Regions from separate parts of the Homo sapiens genome. Here region 1 is linked to region 2. A link is a contact called in ENCODE Hi-C data. All regions are on one chromosome and are shown on one strand. Each heading gives the region's core, a stretch centred on a gene start or an enhancer-like site at or near the end of the contact. The rest is flanking DNA. Distances are from core to core; before and after follow the strand shown. Region 1 holds the start of CNOT3 (CCR4-NOT transcription complex subunit 3). Region 2 holds the start of PPP6R1 (protein phosphatase 6 regulatory subunit 1).

Region 1 (2,796 bases), core at 289-2,788, 1.1 Mb after region 2:
CTTGGTCCTTGGAGAGCTGACACCCTAAAGGAGGAGACTGGTGTGAAGATGGAAGAAGCCTCATACTCAGGCAGGGGTGAAGGGAGGGAGGGGAGACATCAAAACCCCTCACCAAAAGGACAGGAGAGCTCACCCCGGGGTGGGTGGCCGCCCTGCACTGAGAGGCAGGGACTGCTCAGAAAGAGGGGCTGGTGCTGCCCGCAGTGGGAGCTCACTAACATGGACAGCGTGGCGGCTTAGTGTCTTTCACCAGGCACCTGAGCGCCAGGGGATCCCAGCAGCCCCCAGCAACAAGACCACAGTGGTCCTGATATCACTGGGAGACGCCCACACCCAGAAGGTCGGAGAGTCACGATGCAGGGGAGTTCAAGGCTGCAAAGCCAGGGGCAGACGCCAGGATCAAAGAAGTGTGAGAGCTGAGACCAGACGTGGGCCACACTGAGGACGGTCCTGTACCCCAGGTGGGGGAAAGCCAAACTCCCCCAAAAAGGCAGGCGCCCAGTGCAGCGGGATGGCGAGGCTGGAGCCACCCAGGGCGCTACTCGCTATGAGAGGGAAGAGCTGCAGACTACAGAGGTGGAAACTTCGGCAAAGGCTCCAACTAACGGGGAGTTTCTCCTCCACTCCTCTCCCAAGAGGCTCCCATCCGATACAGACGGGCAGCTGGAACCTGAGATCCAGGGGAGGCTGCGCTCCCGGGAGCAGTGAGGAGGGATGCGGAGGGCGGCCTCGGTCCTGGGAAGGGTGACTCCCCCACCCAGCTGGGGTCCTCGTCCCGACCACCACCCCCCCTCCCCGCCACCGTCGAGGGAGAAGCCCCGGCGCGGAGGCTGCCCCACAACGCGAAGGACCGAGGCCGAGGGGGGCAGGCACCTGAGCCCCGAGAGGGCGGGCACCTGGGACCAGGGGCGCCTCCATCCTTCCAGCCAGGAGCCAATACCGACGCGGAGAGGGGCGGGCACCTCGCGCCCGGGAGGCTTCGCACCCTCACACCCCTACCGGGGGGCCCGACGCGATGCCACGCGGGGAGGCGGCGGCGGGCGGGGCCCGGGGTCCGGGTCGCGGAAGGACCCCCGGGAGGCGCTGAGGAACGTGAAAGAGGCGCAGGAACGGGAGGGCGAGAGGGAGGGAGCCGCCCCCCGCCGGGAGCCCCGCGCTGCAGAGGCGGCGGCAGGGGGCAGGCGAGGGGAGGCCATGTCGCGACAGACGGCGGTGTCGCCAGGGCGGGAGGCGGCGGGGAGGGCGGCCGATGGCGCCGGGGGGAGGAAGGGAAGGGGTCCGGCCCAGTCGAGCCTGACGCTCTCACCACAGGAGCTGGCGCCGCCGCTGAGGAGCGTATCGCGACAGGCGGGGGAGGCGAGCGCCCGCCGCCTTTTTCTCGCGCCCCGGGCCCGGGCGCTATCGCGATAGCGGCGCGAAGCGGAAGTGGGGTTGGGGGAGTGGGCCCGGGGTTGTTCTGACGACGGGGGTCGGGGCTCAAGGGAGGCCGCGGCGTCTGCCGATGGCTCCGCGGAAGCTGACCGGGCCCGGTCCAAGATGGCGGCGGCGGAGGAGGCCTCCCCTCCTCTCTTCTCGTCTCTGGCGCCGACCCGCCCCCGAGTCCCGAATATAGGCCAGTCATTGCTCCCGCTGAACGTCGCTCCTGACCCTTGGAGGCTTTCTATTGGTTCCTGGCAGGGATGCGCCCTGCCCCCTTTCGCGGATTGGGTGATCGCTCCAAGGCGCGGCGTTCGATTGGCCTCCCGCGCAGGCTGCTAGGATTGGCTCAGGTTTTCCTCCCCGCTCCTCCTCCTCCTCCCGCCTCAGGGCACAACACGCCAGCGCGAGGACCCGAACGTCAATCAAGAGACCTGTGTCGTGCTGATTGGATGTATCCGCCCCCCTCTCTTAAAACAATTGGTCTGGGGGAGGAGCTACGACAGTCCAGGGGCGGGAAGTCGTCCGTCAAGTTTAGAGCTCTTTTTAATTGGTTGCGGGGGCATATTCTGCCTTGAAGTCATTGGTTGGTCCTGGAAGTGGGTGGGGAAAGCGGAGGAAGGCATGGAGTGTGGGCGTTAGGGGCCGCGTACCTAATGGGAGACAGACAGGTGCCTTTAAAGCGGGGGCCGAGCCGAAGTCATCTGCCAATCAAAACAGCCACAGGGCCAAGTGGGAGGAGCTGGGCAAGAAAGTCCACCCCTTTTTCTTCGTTGGCCCTAAAAGTTATCATTCATGCTAGTTGGACCAATAGCGTGGCGAGTGGGCGGTAGCTGCTCGTAGAGCGTGTGAAAGAGGGTGTATGTAGCTGGCAGAAGTGGGACTTGGTCGCAACCGTTGCGTCCCGGCCAGGTAAGCAGCTTCCCTCTCAGCTGCCTCGTCTTTCTCCAAGTGCCTCTATGTTGGCACATCTCTGAAATTCATTATTTGCTGAGTGAAAGAAGAAAGGGACCAGAGACACTGCTTTAAGTCTCTGGCACCGTGCATAGCAGAATTGGTTGGGAAGCGTGAGGCATGGAGTTTTTGTCCTGCCCCTGCCTGGTTAGGCGACCAGATGGTGGGACAGTCATTCTCCTCTGCGTCTCCGCTTCCTTAGTGTGTTGAGGACGCTGCAGAAGGTACAGAGGAGACGGGTGGCTCCCTAATGCCTGCTCGTTTCAGGTCTCAGCTCTGTTGTCTTCTTGGAGAGAAAACTTCCCTGACCTCCCTCCCGGGCGGAGCGCTCCTGCGCGCCTTGTTCGTTAGGATTTATTTTTGTACGTCTACCGTCATTTTCGTAATTATTCGGTTTCCCTGTCTGGATTTTGCATCTCCAGCACT
Region 2 (3,077 bases), core at 162-2,661:
GAGCTGGCATTATCCAATCCATTGAGGGTCTCAATAGAACAAAGAGGGCAAAGGAGGGGTGAATTTGCTCTTTTTTTTTTTTTTTTTTTTTCTCGAGACGGAGTCTCGCTCTGTCACCCAGGCTGGAGTGCAGTGGCCTGATCTGGGCTCACTGCAACATCCACCTCCCGGGTTCAAGTAATTCTCCTGCCTCAGCCTCCTGAGTAGCTGGGATTACAGGCGCACACCGCCACGTCCGGCTATTTTTTGTATTTTAGTAGACACGTGGTTTCACTGTGTTGCCCAGGCTGGTCTCAAACTCCTGAGCTCAGGCAATCCGCCCACCTCGGCCTCCCAAAGTGCTGGGATTATAGGCGTGGGGTCTTGAACTCCTGAGCTCAAGTACAGGCAGGCGTGAGCCACCACGCTGGGCCCTTTGTTTTTGAGACAGGTTCTCGCTCTGTCTCCTAGGATGGAGTGCAGTGGTGCAATCCGGCTCACTGCAGCCTCGGCTCAAGCGATTCTCCTGCCTTAGCCTCCCGAATAGCTGAGACCACAGGCGCGGGCCACCAGGCCCAACTAATTTTTTAAATTTTCTTTTGTAGAGACGGGGGTCTCCCTAGGTTGCCCAGGCTGGTCTCCAACTCCTGGTCTCATGCCATCCTCCGGCCTCGGGCCTCCTAAAGTGTTGTGATTACAAGCGTAAGCCACCGCGCCCGGCCAATTCGGAGTCTTAAAACAAAAACAAAAACAAAAAAGTTCCTCGCGCCCACACGATTTTTACAGTAGGCCTCTAACATGGGTAGAGAGGGGAGCTATTAAAGTTGGGGAAACCGAGGCTCAAAGCCAGAGGGACCTTCATCAATCTAGACACAAGGTCTAGGAGGTCTCTTTCAGTTGATGCTATTAGAAGCTGCTTTGGGCGGAACTGGCAACACCAGCGACCCGGCCGGGACTATCGCCAGCAGACGGAAACGACTGAGGGCCTCTGAGGCTCGGAGGCGGCTAAGCGCGAGAGCCGGACGGAACGAAGGCGCCTGGCTTTGGCTGGAGCGAAAACCAGGTCTGGATTTCGCAAGAGCCCGACCCTGGAGCCAAAGCTCCACTATGATTAGAGGAGACAGAACAGCGAACGGATTTCCAAACGGAGCGAGTGGGAAGGGAAATCCTGGAGCGGAATATTCACGGGGCCTTGGAACGGAGCCGGTGCGCAGCTGCGGCTCACTGAGCTGTCTGGGTTTATTCCGGGGCAGACCGTTGGCACCAACGGGCGCAAGCGCGTCTGCGGCGGCGGGGTTCAAGAGTGGGCGGTGTCGGGAGCGCCCGGGCGCACGCGCACTGCACCGCCCAGGCGTGCACCCCGCCCCCCGCACCTGCGCACCAACACAGCCGCGGGAGGGCGGGGCCTCCTGCGTCGTCCTGCGCTAGGGGGATTGTGGGATAGTGGCGGAGGGAGCCGGGCGTCGGAGGCCCTGAGGCCGGCCGCAGAGCCCGGAGATTGAGCGGCTTTGGGGAAGGGGTGGTTAAGGAAGTAGGCCTCGGCTTCCGTCGGTCGCTGCTCGGCTCTGCGGCCCGTTTGGACCGCGGAGGAGGTCGCCTTCCCCTCCCGTGGGGCGCTCGGTTGGACTGTGGAAACCGGGGCAACTTCCCCCGTCTTCCCGGCTGAGGCGCCTGCGTGGGCCTCGCGACCCGGCTCGCCAACCCGCCTCGGCCCGCACGCCCACCTCGCCTGCGGACCCCGGAGGTGCCTACGCGGACTAGTGACGCCCCCCGCCCGTCGGCAACTCCACCCGGCGCTGACCCCCTCAACTCTGCAGGACCCGGCGCGCGAGGACCCCACGACCCGCGGGCGCCTGCGCGGACCCCGCGAGCCCCGGCGCCTGCGCGAGTCCCCGACGCCGCCCCCGCCCCCACTCACCGGGCCCCGCAGCAGGGGCCGGAGCCGCCGGCGGCGGGGCGGGGGGGGGCGCCCCGATGAGCCCCGAGTGCGAGGAGCCGCCGCCCCCCCTCGCAGGTGAGCGGCCCGCGTCGCCCGACCCTCTCTCTCCAGGGCCAGGCGCCCACGTCTTCCCCTCTCCGCGTCCCCTCAGGCTTTTCCCTCTCGGGACCCCCGCGGGTCTTTTCTGCTTCGGATCCTTTCCCTCCTTCCTTCGGGTTTCCTCTCCACGGCACCCCGTTTCTTCCCCCTCGACCCTCCCCAGTCTCTTAATCTCTTCACCTCAGCTCCGCCGCCACCCTAGTCTCAGTCTCTTGCTCTCGGCCTTTTCCCACTCGCTCTCTGCAGCTGCGCTCCCCAGTCCCTGAGCCTCAGCTCCGCTCTCTTGCCTCTCTGGCCGGTTCCCCGGCCCCCCAGGAGTCTTTCTCCCTGGTTACCCTGGACTTTGCCTGCTTACACCCTTCCCTCTCGCCCCGATCTCTGCCCCGCCACCTCTTCCGTGGCGCAGCCTCCTTAGATCCCCGGAGCTCAGGACTGGAGGAGCGGGGCTTGTTTTCACCTTGACCGACCCTCTCCCGCCTCCGGCTTCTTGTGCGAGGGACCTGGGAGCGGGGCTTCTCTGGAGCAGCCACCACTCGGGCCTGCTTCAGTGAGATGAAGCCTGCTGAGGGCAGGCAGGGAGCCTGGCGCTGGGCACCGAGGAGGGGGCATCAGCCCTAGGCCCTGCCCTGGAGGTGGGGCCGGTCCCTGGAGGGGGTACAAAGGCAGAGCCGGACAGTCACAATTCCTGCGTGTCGTGATCGAGGTGACTTAGGGAGCTGCAGGGGGCCACAGAGCGGGAGGCACTGGTGAGACTGACTGGACGGACGGCTTTTTCTGTCTAGGAAGGATGAGTAGGAGGTGACAGATGGAGAGTGGGAAGAAGGGCCTTCCGGGGGGGGAAGGAGCAGCACGTGCAGATATGTCAAGGAAGGAAGGTCGGAGTCCTGAGTGCAGATGTATTGGGAGGGTGAGGGGCAGAGTAGTTCCGCCCGGCGTGCTTATCCAGGCCTCGAATGGGACCTCTGGTTGGGGTCTTTCTTGCTCGCTCGTAGTACACACAGACATGACCATAGACACCCGCCTGAAAGGCAAGATGTTTCAGGAAAGGAAGCTGCGTAGA

Evidence for each region. A loop is a pair of places that touch in the nucleus more often than their neighbours do. Pooled maps may share reads with other maps.
Region 1: a loop to region 2 is called in a pooled map, with 12 times the contacts of the local background. The contact joins the promoter of CNOT3 here to the promoter of PPP6R1 in region 2. A Hi-C loop is called at or near these places in 2 of 37 single-sample maps with no recorded cell type and 13 of 50 pooled maps.

The regions. Positions count from the first base shown.
Region 1 is chr19:54,136,504-54,139,299 of GRCh38, reverse strand. It overlaps CNOT3 (CCR4-NOT transcription complex subunit 3), which reads right to left and starts at 1,538. Exons shown (of 18, transcript NM_014516.4): 1 at 1,307-1,538.
Region 2 is chr19:55,257,351-55,260,427 of GRCh38, reverse strand. It overlaps PPP6R1 (protein phosphatase 6 regulatory subunit 1), which reads left to right and starts at 1,411. Exons shown (of 24, transcript NM_014931.4): 1 at 1,411-1,993. RefSeq lists enhancers at 774-823, 904-953, 984-1,183, 1,189-2,163 and silencers at 1,013-1,307, 1,214-1,493, 1,624-1,723, 1,894-1,953.